2 separate regions of the Homo sapiens genome follow, and region 2 is linked to region 1. The links are chromatin contacts, found by Hi-C or POLR2A ChIA-PET in ENCODE. All regions are on one chromosome and are shown on one strand. The core of a region is the stretch at or near the end of the contact, and the rest is flanking DNA. Distances in the headings are between cores, read along the strand shown.

The links. Hi-C counts contacts between places; a loop is a spot of excess contacts on that map. ChIA-PET counts read pairs that join two places held with the same protein, here RNA polymerase II (POLR2A). Pooled maps may share reads with other maps.
Region 2: a loop to region 1 is called in a pooled map, with 16 times the contacts of the local background. The contact joins the promoter of SFR1 here to the promoter of KAZALD1 in region 1. A Hi-C loop is called at or near these places in 6 of 50 pooled maps. POLR2A ChIA-PET finds 5 or more read pairs at or near these places in 2 of 52 experiments (GM12878 and Panc1).

Annotation. Positions count from the first base shown.
Region 1 is chr10:101,057,296-101,064,200 of GRCh38, forward strand. It overlaps KAZALD1 (Kazal type serine peptidase inhibitor domain 1), which reads left to right and starts at 4,694. Exons shown (of 5, transcript NM_030929.5): 1 at 4,694-4,820; 2 at 5,247-5,808. The coding sequence starts at 5,298. LOC107984262 (a long non-coding RNA gene) reads right to left here and starts at 3,456. Exons shown (of 2, transcript XR_001747569.3): 1 at 2,815-3,456; 2 at 1,300-2,361. RefSeq lists enhancers at 3,337-3,631, 4,558-5,446 and silencers at 3,759-4,178, 5,359-5,408.
Region 2 is chr10:104,119,077-104,125,981 of GRCh38, forward strand. It overlaps SFR1 (SWI5 dependent homologous recombination repair protein 1), which reads left to right and starts at 3,095. Exons shown (of 4, transcript NM_001002759.2): 1 at 3,095-3,120; 2 at 3,889-4,010; 3 at 4,638-5,048; 4 at 6,437-6,905. The coding sequence starts at 3,108. The coding sequence ends at 6,628. RefSeq lists enhancers at 1,158-2,357, 1,841-1,940, 2,513-3,176, 2,571-2,620 and a silencer at 2,861-3,090.

The DNA of each region.
Region 1 (6,905 bases), core at 3,444-5,943:
AAGGGCCAGGCGCGGTGGCTCACGTCTGTAATCCCAGCACTTTGCGAGGCCGAGGTGGGTGGATCACTTAAGGTCAGTTCAAGACCAGCCTGACCAACGTGGTGAAACACTGTCTCTACTAAACATACAAAATTAGCCTAGCATGGTGGTGCATGCCTATAATCCCAGCTACACGGGAGGCTGAGGCAGGAGAATTGCTTGAACGTGGAAAGTGGAGGTTGCAGTGAGCCGAGATTGTGCCATTGCACTCCAGCCTGGGCAACAACAGTGAAACTCTGTCTCAAAAAAAAAAAGAAAGAAAGAAATAGAAATGTAGAAACAATGTACATGTGGAATGATTTAAGCATCTTTTCTAAGTTTATCAATATAACATTTGGCCAAGTCATCAGGTTGGATGGAGCTACAGTCACCATTTCAAGGGTCAATGGGATACTGAAGGTGGGTGTTAGGGGGAGGGATTGCCTTTTGAGATATACGAAGGTAGACTGAGGCCTGATTTAGATGTCCTGAAGCTTATTCAACTTGCCTTAATGCCTAGGTATTCCAGAAAGCCAGTTCCTGGCTATTCCAGTCTTCATTTTGTAACACTACTTATAGCTGAATTATGTTTTCCTTTTTCTTTTCTTTTCTTGTTTTTTTTGAGATGGAGTTTTGCTCTGTCACCTAGGTTGGCGTGGTGGCGCGATCTCGGTTCACTGCAACCTCCGCCTCCTGGGTTCAAGCGATTCTACTGTCTCAGCCTCCCAAGTAGCTGGGATTATACGCATGCGCCACCATAACCAGCTAATTTTTGTATTTTTAATAGAGATGGGGTTTTGCCATGTTGGCCAGGCTGGTCTCGAACTCCTGACCTCAGGTGATCCGCCCACCTTGGTCTCCCAAAGGGCTGGGATTACAGGCATGAACCACTGTGCCCAGCCAATCTTTTTACCTGGCCACCCCAGCTTTGCTACATTTATCTTGACATTCTAATTTACCTATAAAAATAGCCTCTACTAGGAAGCCAAGGTGAGCAGATCACTTGAGGTCAGGAGTTCAAGACCAGCCTGGCCAACATGACAAAACCCTGTCTCTACTTAAAAAAAAAAAAAAAAAAAAAAAAAAATTAGCCAGGTGGCTACTCAGGAGGCTGAGGTAGGAGGATCGCTTGAACCCGGGAGGCCGAGGTTGCAGTGAGCTGAGATTGCGCCACTGTACTCCAGCCTGGGCGATAAAGCTAGACTCTGTCTCAAAAAAAAAAAAAAAAAAAAGGAAAAATAACTTATAAAGCAGTAGTGAGTATTACACTCAACCATTAGCCTCATTCCAAATTCTCTTAGGATGTTTATTGATGATATAGATGATAAATACACATACAGTTGTGATCAGTATCCATATACTTCTTCTTTTCTCTTAACCTTATTTTTCCATACATACTTTTCACTTTGTTTCCTACATACATTATTTTGAGTTTACCTATTTGTCATAGTTGGTAGCTACAAAGTATTCCATTTTAATTATCTATGTTGAGGTTTTTTTTTTAATCAACCAATTCTAATATTCACAGGAAGCACAATTTCTCCATATCCGTCTTTAATAGGTCAGTATGGACCATTTGTTTCATTCCTGCTTCTTCCTCAAAGTTGCAACTCTACTATTTTCACCAGCTGTGTCAAAACAGGGTTTGTGAAGTGACAGGTTGAAATATGTGGATCATTTGAAGTAATTTCTTTTCTTTACCAAATTAAACAATGACTGTATGCCTTGTTTCATCTTTTGTTGTTCATCTGTATAGGGCTCTTTTCACTCTTTTATTTTTAAAATTCTATTTTTTATTTTTATTTTTTGAGAGGGGGTCTTGCTCTGTCACCCAGGCTGGAGTGCAGTGGCGTGATCTGGGCTCACTGCAACCTCTGCCTCCCAGATTCAAGCGATTCTCCTGCCTCAGCCTCCTGAGTAGCTGGGATTACAGGCGTGCACCACCACGCTGGGCTAATTTTTGTATTTTTAGTAGAGACAGGGTTTCACCATATTGACCAGGCTGGTCTCAAGCTCCTGACCTCAGGTGATCCACCCGCCTCCGCCTCCCAAAGTGCTGGGATTAAGAGGTATGAGCCACCACGCCTGGCCCTAAACTTCTATTTTTAAAGAGACATGGTCTCTCGAACCCTTGAGCTCAAGGGATCCTACTGCCTCAGTCTCCCAAGTAGCTGGTGCTACAGGCGTGCACCACCACACTCCAGCTCATCATTCTGTCATTATACTTCAGTTATTTCATGTGTCAGTGACTGAAAGTGAACGTATGATAATCTTGTGAACACAGGGCTTCACAGTGGAAAGAAAACTACATTCTATACCTCATTCCTTCTTCAATACAAGCATCTGCAGGAAAAGGGGAAAAAAGAGGCGGGACCATCTATTATTCAACAAATTTCAACTTCACCCTGCCCATCTGGATCTAGTCTCCCTCATTAAATGCAAAGGATGCTGCCACCTGGCTCCTCTCCCTAGCAGTATTCACATCATCTAGGCTAGAAAATCCCTTCCCTTTGGCCTGTTTTGCACAAAACCGAGTAAACATTTTCAAAGTATATATACGCAAAATCATTTGCTATCTCTTTACTATGTATGATGCGCATAGGTGTTACTGAATATTTTGGAGCCTTGATGGATAAAGTATGGGATGTTGAGGATCGGGGAATGTATCTAAACTTTCAAGTTGTGTCCTATTCAAAAAACTCCCTTCTAAAAGCATTTTTACGGTATGTAGGGTTTTAATGTAACAAAATCTCTACTTAATAACAGCGGATCCCCTTTTATTATCTTTGTGCCTACCTGGATGCACGGTTCCAGCATGTTCTCGTCACGAACCACAAGCCCACCAGAGGGCGCTGGTTCCCCGTCTACCTACTGTTCTCCATCAGCGACTCAGAAAATCCAGGTTAAACACTCAGGCAGTCTTTCACATTTAATCCACAAATATTTACCGAGAATTTGACGTGCCACCAGGCGCGGGGCTAGGTTCACAAGATACAGTAGTGAGTTAGGCACGATTCCTACTACCAGAAGCTTAGAGCATAGGGAAGACTAAAAGTAAGCCACCGTCTACAATAGTAGGATAAGTGGAGAGTTTCTAGGTCCGTGGAGTTTGTTGTTGAATATCTGCTCCAGGCCTTAGAAGCCGGCAGCAATTCACTAAAAGATCCCGGACTTGTCTGCTCTGTATCCCAGCCAAGGAGCTCCGTCCCCAAGGTGTTTTGTTAGAGTCAGAGACCTCTCCTTGGGTGATTCCATTCGTCAGCCCCACAAGTCCCCGTCTCTGGCCTTTTTCAGGGTCTCCGGCAGCTCTCTGACAGTTCCCCTTCTGTCTCAGGTCGACACTTATTCCAAGGACCAGGGATTACTCACAACTATCCGCCAGAGTTTGCTCCGCCCTTTCTTTTTCCTGTTTAAAATCCGCGGGCTCTTAGTGTTCTCGGTTCCTAGATTTCCTGTTCTGATTCTCGCGACAGTTGCGAGGCCTCGCGTGAAGTTCCCTTCTAGTCCCTATTTCGAATTTGAGACCGGGAGAGAGTGTCTGCCCTTGCCCACCTCCTCAGAACCCCTCTGGCCAGGGATGGCGCCTACGTGGCTCGGGAGCCCCTGAATGAATGGGCTTGGCCCAACTTAGGGGCGCATTCCGACGGGAGAGTCCTGGCTGTATTCCGAGGCTCCAGTGCGCATGCGGAGTCGATCCCGCGCAGGCGGGCGGGGACGGCAGCCGGGTCTTGTGGGCGGAGCCTGACTAAGTGCCGCCCCCTTGCCGGCTGCAGATTGCTATTTCTGCCCCCCACCCTCGCCCATCCCCCCGCGAGCTGGACTGCGCCAAGGCTTCTGTGAGCCGCTTGGGGCCGGCCGGGGCGGGGCCTGCCCGACCCGGGTTTGGCTGGCGGGCCCCTAGGAATGCTCTCCTCCCCGCCCCCGGCCCAAAGTGCCACGGTGGCGGTGGTGGCGGCCGCGAGGCCGAGTGTCTCCGGCCCTGCCAGCCTCGCAACCGTAACCTGTAATCCCGACCCGAGGGACGCCCGCCGGGGAGGCGCCAGCCCGCCTCTCCCTGCGGCCGCTGGTCGGCTCCGACCTCGAATCACCCGGCTCACCCGCGGGTCGCAGCACCTGCCGGATGTGGGGAGGAAGAAGGAGGCCAGATGAGGGAAGGCGGATGTAGGCGCCCAGTCTGTCCGCGCCTTGGTGGGGCAGCTGGGTGGGCAAGCCTGCGGTCGCTCCCGGGAACCAGCCCTGGGCTGCGGGGAGACGAAGGTGGTTGGTCCTGCCCTCCAGGAGCGCCCCGACATCGACGTAAAATGACTTGGCACCAGAGCTCCTGCCGCCTCCCCCTTATGCAGCTGCCCTCGCCGACGCCAGGGACTGTAAAATCAGATGGGACAGGGCCTAGCCGTTCAGCCAACACTTTGAGCTTCCCAGCCAAACTCCTACCCCCACTCCCCGCCTCCGGTCCTCACCCCCTTCCTCTCTCCCAGCCTCGGTGTCTGGTTACGGCTCCTCTGCTCGCATTGTGACTTTGGGCCAGGCTGGGGGAAATGACCCGGGAGGGTCCCATGCGGCTACATAAAATTGGCAGCCTTAGAACTAGTGGGAAGGCGGGTGCGCGAAGTCGAGGGGCGGAGAGAGGGGGCCGGAGGAGCTGCTTTCTGAATCCAAGTTCGTGGGCTCTCTCAGAAGTCCTCAGGACGGAGCAGAGGTGGCCGGCGGGCCCGGCTGACTGCGCCTCTGCTTTCTTTCCATAACCTTTTCTTTCGGACTCGAATCACGGCTGCTGCGAAGGGTCTAGTTCCGGACACTAGGTGAGCACTCTGTGCCCCAGGCCATAAGCGAGGCGGCATCAGCCCCCCCAGTTCTCACCCCCCATTAGCAGCTTCTTACTTCTGGAGCCACCCATTCTCTTTGGGCAAGGATGCTCAGGGGCCAGGGATCGGAGTCGGGTGGTGCACGGAAGTGGTGCTGGTGGTGGGTGTGCGTGCGCCTGAGCCTTATCACCCTTTCCTCACCTCTCTTCACTCCCAGCCCTCCCAAGAACAGCCCAACTGATTGCTAACTGCCATAACTGGATAATCCCTAGAGGGTCACTAGGCCTGTGTGTTGGGGGAGGCTACTTGGTAGCAGGGGAGGGGGCGATGCTAGTGTCATGCTTTGGTACAAGAAGCAGTGAGGTTGGTCTTTCGGCACAGGCCCTGTTTCTGACCTCCTGACCTGGCTTCCCTTCCTGGCAGGGTGCCCGAACGCGCTGATGCCCCGAGTGCTCGCAGGGCTTCCCGCTAACCATGCTGCCGCCGCCGCGGCCCGCAGCTGCCTTGGCGCTGCCTGTGCTCCTGCTACTGCTGGTGGTGCTGACGCCGCCCCCGACCGGCGCAAGGCCATCCCCAGGCCCAGATTACCTGCGGCGCGGCTGGATGCGGCTGCTAGCGGAGGGCGAGGGCTGCGCTCCCTGCCGGCCAGAAGAGTGCGCCGCGCCGCGGGGCTGCCTGGCGGGCAGGGTGCGCGACGCGTGCGGCTGCTGCTGGGAATGCGCCAACCTCGAGGGCCAGCTCTGCGACCTGGACCCCAGTGCTCACTTCTACGGGCACTGCGGCGAGCAGCTTGAGTGCCGGCTGGACACAGGCGGCGACCTGAGCCGCGGAGAGGTGCCGGAACCTCTGTGTGCCTGTCGTTCGCAGAGTCCGCTCTGCGGGTCCGACGGTCACACCTACTCCCAGATCTGCCGCCTGCAGGAGGCGGCCCGCGCTCGGCCCGATGCCAACCTCACTGTGGCACACCCGGGGCCCTGCGAATCGGGTACGCATGGCCCGGGGCCCCCACCCCAGCACTTAGGTTTCCTAGAGGCACTGCTCCCCGACCCCTGACAGCATTGGTCTCTGGCCAGCAGAGCAAAAAAGATAAGGCTATAGAGGCCTCGAGTCCAGTATAAAACCCTGCTCTCGCTACTGGTTCATAAAAGCTGCCACCTTAAGGTGGGGGTGGGGGGTGGAGTGGAGTGGGAGTCCCGGGCTTCGTCAGCAAGCTGCATTCGCTGAACCACGTGAAAGCTCCAGAGCTGGCTGGCAGGGAGAGACAGGTCCTCTGAGGGCGCAGGCACATAACCTATGGTTTGCTCAGAGACCCCCCCGACTTTTCCCAGACCAGTGGAGTCCAGGCAGCAAGACGGGTTCCTGTGAGATGCAATCACGTTTCATTCTTAGAGCAGTTTGTTCACCCAGTCTCCCCACCTCTCTGCTTTCTCCTGCTTTTAGGGATTAGTGAAGGGGAGCGGGAAGTTCTTTCTCTATCCCTGGGGACTGGGGTCCATTCAGGCCTCTAGCTTTCCTTGGTAGCTTTAGTAACTTTCACTTCCTGAGCCCGGGCTCTGCGTCTGGCTCGGCTGGGGCAGCCAGAAAACAAACACCCCGTGGGGGTCCCAGCAATTTCCTCCACTCCTGCAGGCTTCCTGCCTGTCGCACAAGTCCAGCTTCAGGTTCTCTGCCTTGCCGCAGGACTCCCCCAGGGGGTACTGAGGAGGGAACGGCTGCTTTTCCTCCTTTGGGAACTGGGCCTGTTTAGAAAAGGGGAAGGGGGATCTGGAAGGTTTTGATTACAGGCACGCAGGAAAGGCTGGGGAGGGTGAAATGAGGACAGGGGAGCAGTTAGGGACAGAGTGGCTGCCAAGCTACAATGTAGATGTGTGTGCTTGTTTGTGCATTGGGTCTGCATGAGGTTCTATGTGCACATGTGCATGTATACCTATCTCCACGTCTGCGTGGTACCCTTGTGTGTACCAGCATCCATATCTGTGTGTACCTGTGTGTGTCACGGTGTGTTTATGGATGTGTATTTACCTCAGCATATATTGTGTTCTGCCACAAGCATGTCCACAAAAATTTGTGTATCATGTCTTT
Region 2 (6,905 bases), core at 1,845-4,344, 3.1 Mb after region 1:
ACCCGGCCTATGTATTCGTTTCTTTTAAAAAAAAACCTATGGATACTAGTTATGTCTACATGACACAAAAATTTTTGTCAATACAGAAAAGTCTATGGTAATATAATTTAAGTTAGCTTGAGACTATTGTTAAGATTAAAAAATAATACTAAAGCTGAGAATTTAAAAATTAAAATGAACATTTTAATTATGGCTAAAAAGTACGTGTGTTTGTGCTTTTTTGTATAGGTAGAGAGAGAGACTGAGAGACTATTTACTATTCTTTTCTTGCCATTAGACAAGAATAAGAATAAAAAAAATTTTTTTGTAAAACCTCATAAAGATTTTAGGTCTATATCATCATCCCACCAACAATAATTACAGACAAGAACGAAGCATTTTACCACTCCCTGATGAGTAACAAAGTAGCCAACAGTAGCCTTGGGTATTGAAGAAATTTTAAAACACAAGGAAAGCCTGACTTAAGTTGATATTAATTACTATTATTATTGGAGTCTACTGCTTAAATTGTTCTCTATGGCAGGGTAAGGAGTCTTTGCTTCCTGGCTCACTGGGCCAGTATTTTTTCCTGCCTGAAAAGTTTCATACGAAACATACAATGTCCTGTGTCAGAAACACCAAAGTCTTCACAGGCTAATAGATTTGAAGTCACTTAAGACATTGAAATGTACGCTATGCTTTATCTAAAGGTACAATTAAAAGTATGGGGGCTATATTCCAGATCTCTGACATGAAGCCGAGAGGAAACTGGATTTCCAGTTTGTTATGTGAAAAGGTTAAGTAAAATACAAACTTCTGTACAGGGAGATAATTCAGTTCTAATAATGCATGAAAGCCAGAGATGTAGATCAACAAATGCACATTTCTGAAATACGGGTTTTTCTGAGTATATGTTCTGAAGTTCTTTGAAAATCTGGCCAAACAATCCCATTTTAAGATACCAGTTCACATAATAAGCAAGTCAGAACATTTGCAAGGCAAAATGTTGTTTTCCTTTCTGCAGCCAGGAAAAACACAGCTCTAAGCTTAGGTTGTAACGGTAAAAGGATTTGGGAGCTGCTGATTTTAGAGACTCATAAAAACAACTCGCCCTTATGCCGGGAGGTATAAAGAATATGCAGAGTCTGCACTGTGCTTCTAGTGTCAGGACAAATCATTCTGCTTTTTCTTTGAGATTAACTGATGCCAATGGATGAGTAAAGGGAGAAATAAATGTACAGACTGAGACCTGCAGCTTGGTGAGGTGAGTAACACCTTTATCACAAAATCATGAGTTCTCTCTTCCCCTTTGTAAATTCCTTGGGGTTAACTTATGTAATTTTAAAAAATTTTAGGAGTGAAATATGTATTATTAATCATATGTGAGGCTCTACATTTTCTGCTATTTATGGTTTATATTGTGTGGGATCTTACAGATCACAGCATCTTTTTAAAATATATGTGCTTTTTTGGGGGGTGGGAGATAAATCAAGGGGTGAAACTGAAGGTGATACATTCCCTTAAATCCATTAGGGAATGGTGAATACACTTGCATATATAAAATAACTACTGAGTGCTTCCTAGATACCTAGCTCTGTTCCAGCTGCCTCTCACCAGTTCTCATTTAATTCTCCAATCCCATATTAAGAGGTGAAGAAACTGAGGCACAGAATCACCTCATTAAGAAGCACATAAAGTATGGTGCCAGGATTTGAACCTAGACAATTTGACTGTAACGTGTACGCCCCTAATCATTCCCTTAGGTAGTCCTCAGGTTCTGTAATTATTATACCTGACTGCTTAAGACTCAGGTAACTCCCTTTTGGCCACTTCTAAGCCACTACTGTCAGATGTTATTAATAGTAAAGAGACGATATCAATGTTTAAAATGGCCATTCAATAAGAGGACTGAAAACACTGGCCCCTGGAAATTCCCAACTTCCACGTGACTCAGAAGTTACTCAACTCTTTCACTAAACCCAGTGCTCCACCCAATGTAGCTAACTTTGTCGTCGCGTAGCAACAGAACCTCGCCATACTGGAAGCGGGGCGCGGGGGGGGGATTTTCTCGACTGAGGATGCTGCTGCCCGGTAGCCAGCAAGGGCCCTGTCGGTCTCAAACGTGAATTTTGGACCGACACAATCTCATGTAGTGATTGTTCTGCTTCCTGTGTTGCGCCACAACAAATTTCCTTGGGCTACATTTTCCCTCAGATTTGAGTAAAAGATTTGAGGTCACGCTAAGGAGCCTGCATACTGAGGTACAGAAACGGTTTTTTGTTTACAACAACAACAAAAAACCTCGCGACGGGACCGCCGAGTTTGCGGCAGCCAAAAAAGCTAGCGATGAGCTCAGCTAAAGTGCCGGGACTCTCGGATAGATTTCTAACATGTTTGAAATGTGGACCCCAACGCTGGAACCCAACGCTGTTCTTTTGTGGTCTCTGGAACCACCACGCTGGAATAGGCTGGAACCCAACCAACGCTGTTCTTTTGTGGTCTCTGCCTCTGGGGAGTCCACAAGCTGTAAATCTAACATGCAGCCAGCCGTGCGGCTTCTGGCCGCCCCACGTCTGAGTAAAGCCTTCACTGTGACTAGCAGGGAGAGGAGACTGACTGGAGCCAGAGAATGGAGGCGGCGGGCTGGCGGGGGTGGGGAGAGGCACTTTCAGGCGCACTTCACAGACGCACAAAAACAAGGAAGCCTGAAGGGAAGGCGGTTGAAAATAAGGCAACAGAAGCCGCGAACGGAAGCGCGCCCCCCTCAGGATTGGTTTAACATTCCGAAGCTCAGCCTCGCCCGCCCCGAAGACCTGCTGCGGATCGCGGCCGCGCGCGCGCGCACTCACGCTGCTCTCGGGCGCTGGGCGGGGAGAGCCGCGCGCACCGGTTAATTCTGCCAATCATGCGTCTGGGCCTCCCATCGTGTGGGCCAAGCCCCGCCCCAACCACCCGCTGGCGGAGGCGCGCGCGCAGTCCCACCGCTCTGAGTCGCTGAGTGAAGCGGCGCCTCGCGCGTCAGGCAATCTGGCCAATTGCGCATCTTTTCCGCCTACCGCACGGCCCCGCCCCTGCCACAGGATCGATTTACGGCCGCAGGTGCGCGCGCTTTTTTGCTCTCGCTGGGAATGGCGGAGGGAGGTACCCTGCTGAGGGGAAGGGGGGATCCCTGACACCTGGGCTTCCCCGGGAGTCGGCTGTGGAGTCGAGTTGAGCTCCCTTTCCGGGTCTGGGGAACTCAACCTCACCTTATGCCTGGGGTCTCCGGGGAACTAGTGGGCTTTCTGCAACGGGGGGAAGGAGGGGACGACTCCCGCCCCTAGTTTACCCCTCAAAAGTTAATGCCTTTGTCGGAGGAAGCAATTTCAGTCCACTCTCCTTTTCAGTCCCTGTTGGCCGCTTAAACTAAAAGGCTACAGACGGGCTTAAATGCGTCTCCGCTGTGTTTCTTATGCCTCGGGCCGGCAGGGTAACGGGTTCTAGTCACAGCTTGTAGAGTTCAGGATGGGTGACATTCAGGTCCTATTGTTTTTGAGTCAAGGTTTCGGCTATAGCTTCTTGAATTATGAAGCTGTCATAATAAAGAATTCCTGATTATCTAAAGCTGTTATTCTTCCCTACTTCCAAGGCAGAATTTGAATATATTTTGGTGGATGAAACGAAAACAAGGAGAGTCTTGTGACTATGAGATACTAGCTGGTTGATGTATCATGAAAAACTTAGTGGTCCCTATGTGGGAAGGTAAATGGAAAACTGCAAAAAGAGCAAGAATGAATTACAAAGTGAAATTAGAAGAAATATCTGGCTTACTTGTGGATGCTTTGTACACCAATACAATATATTATTTGATAAAAGTCGACTATAGAGAGGTGTGGTTAATTCGATTATTTTATAATTTTTCTTTTTTAGAGAAAAACCAAGATTTCACTTTCAAGATGGAAAGTCCGTCAGACTCAGCTGTGGTTTTACCTAGCACTCCTCAGGCCTCTGCGAATCCATCATCTCCCTATACAAATAGTTCCCGAAAACAAGTATGAAAATCTTTGTTCTTCCAGTGGATCCATTATGTGTTTCTAAGTATTGTGGCAGTGGTGGTTTAAATTCTACGGAAGGTTGTTAATTAACATAATGTGTAGCATAAATAAGTAGACATTTTATTAAATAATTTTGTTTTTCTTCTAAGGTGACATATATGACACCCACCAGCCCCCTTCCATATTTTCCTCTTGAATGAATTCATTTCAGTTAGTTTCAGATTAGGTTATTACAATACTCCAGATGGAGAAAGTTTGCATCTGTGCAATATTATTATGAAGGTCTTTAGTGGCAGAGTCTAGGTCTTTTCCTTACTCTGTAATTCTGAAGCACCTGGAGTACTATCAGGCATGTGCTTGTTACTGAACAAATGTTCCTTGATTACTGGGATAAACTTCTCAACACTTTTGGAAAGGTGTTGATCTTGCTGAAGTAAAAAGGAAATAAAACAAATGGAGCTTCCAGAAATTAAAGTCATTTTGTGATGCCTTCTTTAGATGTGGAGACAGAAAGCCATCTAGTGGTGTCTAGCATAGAAATGGAAGGACTTTATTTCTGGTGATTTATTGACATTAAGAATGTTTTTCTTGATTCACATTTTTAATGTTTTGTGCTCTTTATAGCCTATGAGTGCAACACTTAGAGAAAGATTAAGGAAAACAAGATTTTCATTTAATTCCTCTTACAATGTGGTGAAACGTCTTAAAGTAGAGAGTGAAGAAAATGATCAGACCTTTTCAGAGAAACCAGCATCTTCCACAGAGGAAAACTGTTTGGAATTTCAAGAAAGTTTTAAACATATAGACAGTGAATTTGAAGAAAATACAAATTTGAAAAATACTTTGAAGAATCTCAATGTCTGTGAATCTCAGTCACTTGATTCTGGATCATGCAGTGCTCTCCAAAATGAGTTTGTGAGTGAGAAGCTTCCTAAACAAAGATTAAACGCTGAAAAAGCCAAATTGGTGAAGCAGGTTCAGGAGAAAGAAGACCTTCTTCGGAGGCTAAAACTAGTCAAAATGTATAGATCAAAGGTGAGAAGAATTTCAGGACCATTGCATAATTTTTATTTTTACATAAATTACAGGAAAGTAATTTCAAAAATAGAATTTTTTTTTTTACCATAATAAGCAATAAGCCAAATATTCAGAAACCTGGCTTCCAACAGCTTTAATTCAACTCCAGATTTAGAGTAGAAAAGGCCCTTAAACACCAGGTAAAACTTTTTAAGAATCTCAGCTCTGATTTAATATGCAGTTAAACTTTTCTCTCTAGTTTCTAGCCCACAGCAATATTAGAAGTATTAAATGTTAGATGCAAGTACAATGGGAACAGAAGTGAAAGCTGACAGTGAATTAGTAAAACTAAAAATGGGCTGTAGAGTACAATAAAAGGTATTTTTAGTAATGATCTTGTGTCTCCCCCAAATAATTAATGTGATTCAGCCATTTTATTTGAGAAAATATATATATATATATATTATATTTTAGATTTCAACCCATATAGGTTGAATTAAATAGAACTTGGGTACTTGGAAGGAGAATAATCTTTATTACCTGGAAAATTCATATATATGCAATAGCTCATTTTCCCTGAATTACGTGGAATAAGTGATGGGATAGTGTATCTCATTTGTTCTCTTGAAATTCTGGAGTTTTTAAAAAATAAAATTTAGGAGTATTGAATGTTGAAAAAATATATTTTATTTATTTATTCATTCTTTTTTTAGAGACATGGTCTCTGTTGCCCAGCCTGGAGGGCAGTGGTGCAGTCATAGCTTATTGCAGCCTTGAACTCCTGGGCTCAAGTGATCCTCCCAACTCAGCCTCCCTAGTAGCTGGGACTACAGACATGTGCCATCACACCTGGCTAATTTTTTAAAATTATTTTTTTGTAGACATAGAGTCTTGCTATTTTGCACAGTGTAGTCTTGAACTCCTGGGCTCAAGCAGTCCTCCCACCTTGGCCTCCTAAGGTGCTGGGATCCCAGGTGTGAGCCACCATCCCCAGCCTAAAAAAATATTTTTAACTTGAATATTGTAATTTTAAAGAGCAGTTTTAGGTTCATAGCAACATTTAGTGGAAAGCATAGTGTCATTTTTTAAAAAGTACAGTTGTAATACAGTAGATTTTTCCCTGTATTATTGCTTCTTGACATAGTTTTGGCCCTATTTAATGATTTGATTTTTCCCTTATCATAAAGATGGCCCAGAGCTTAAGCCAACAAAATAGCCATAGAACTCAAGTTGAGTGACATTGTAACCATTCTACATATGACCATCCTACTTTTTCCTAGATAGAAGTCCCATTCATCCCTGTGTATGTTAGCCTTTAAACCTGCACATCCACTAATTTAACAACTTTAATTAAGTTGAACTAGCATGACTAGTTATTGACATACATGTTTTTTTTTCTGTTTCAGAATGATCTGTCTCAGTTACAGTTGTTAATAAAGAAGTGGAGAAGCTGTAGCCAGCTCTTGCTTTATGAGTTGCAGTCAGCTGTGTCTGAAGAGAACAAGAAACTAAGCCTTACTCAATTGATAGACCACTATGGGTTAGATGATAAATTACTACACTATAACAGAAGTGAAGAAGAATTTATAGATGTTTAATTCCTGATTTTTGCTCCAGAATATCTTTGAGAATGACAACTTAATTAAAAGATACTTAGGCACTTTTTTTTTTTTTTTGAGACTGAGTTTCGCTCTTGTCATCCTGGCTGGAGTGTGATGGTGCGATCTTGACTCACTGCAACCTCTGCCTCTCGGGTTCCAGCAATTCTCCTGCCTCAGCCTCCCGAGTAGCTGAGATTACAGGCGCCCGCCACCATGCCCGGCTAATTTTTGCATTTTTAGTAGAGACTGGGTTTCACCACGTTGGCCAGGCTGG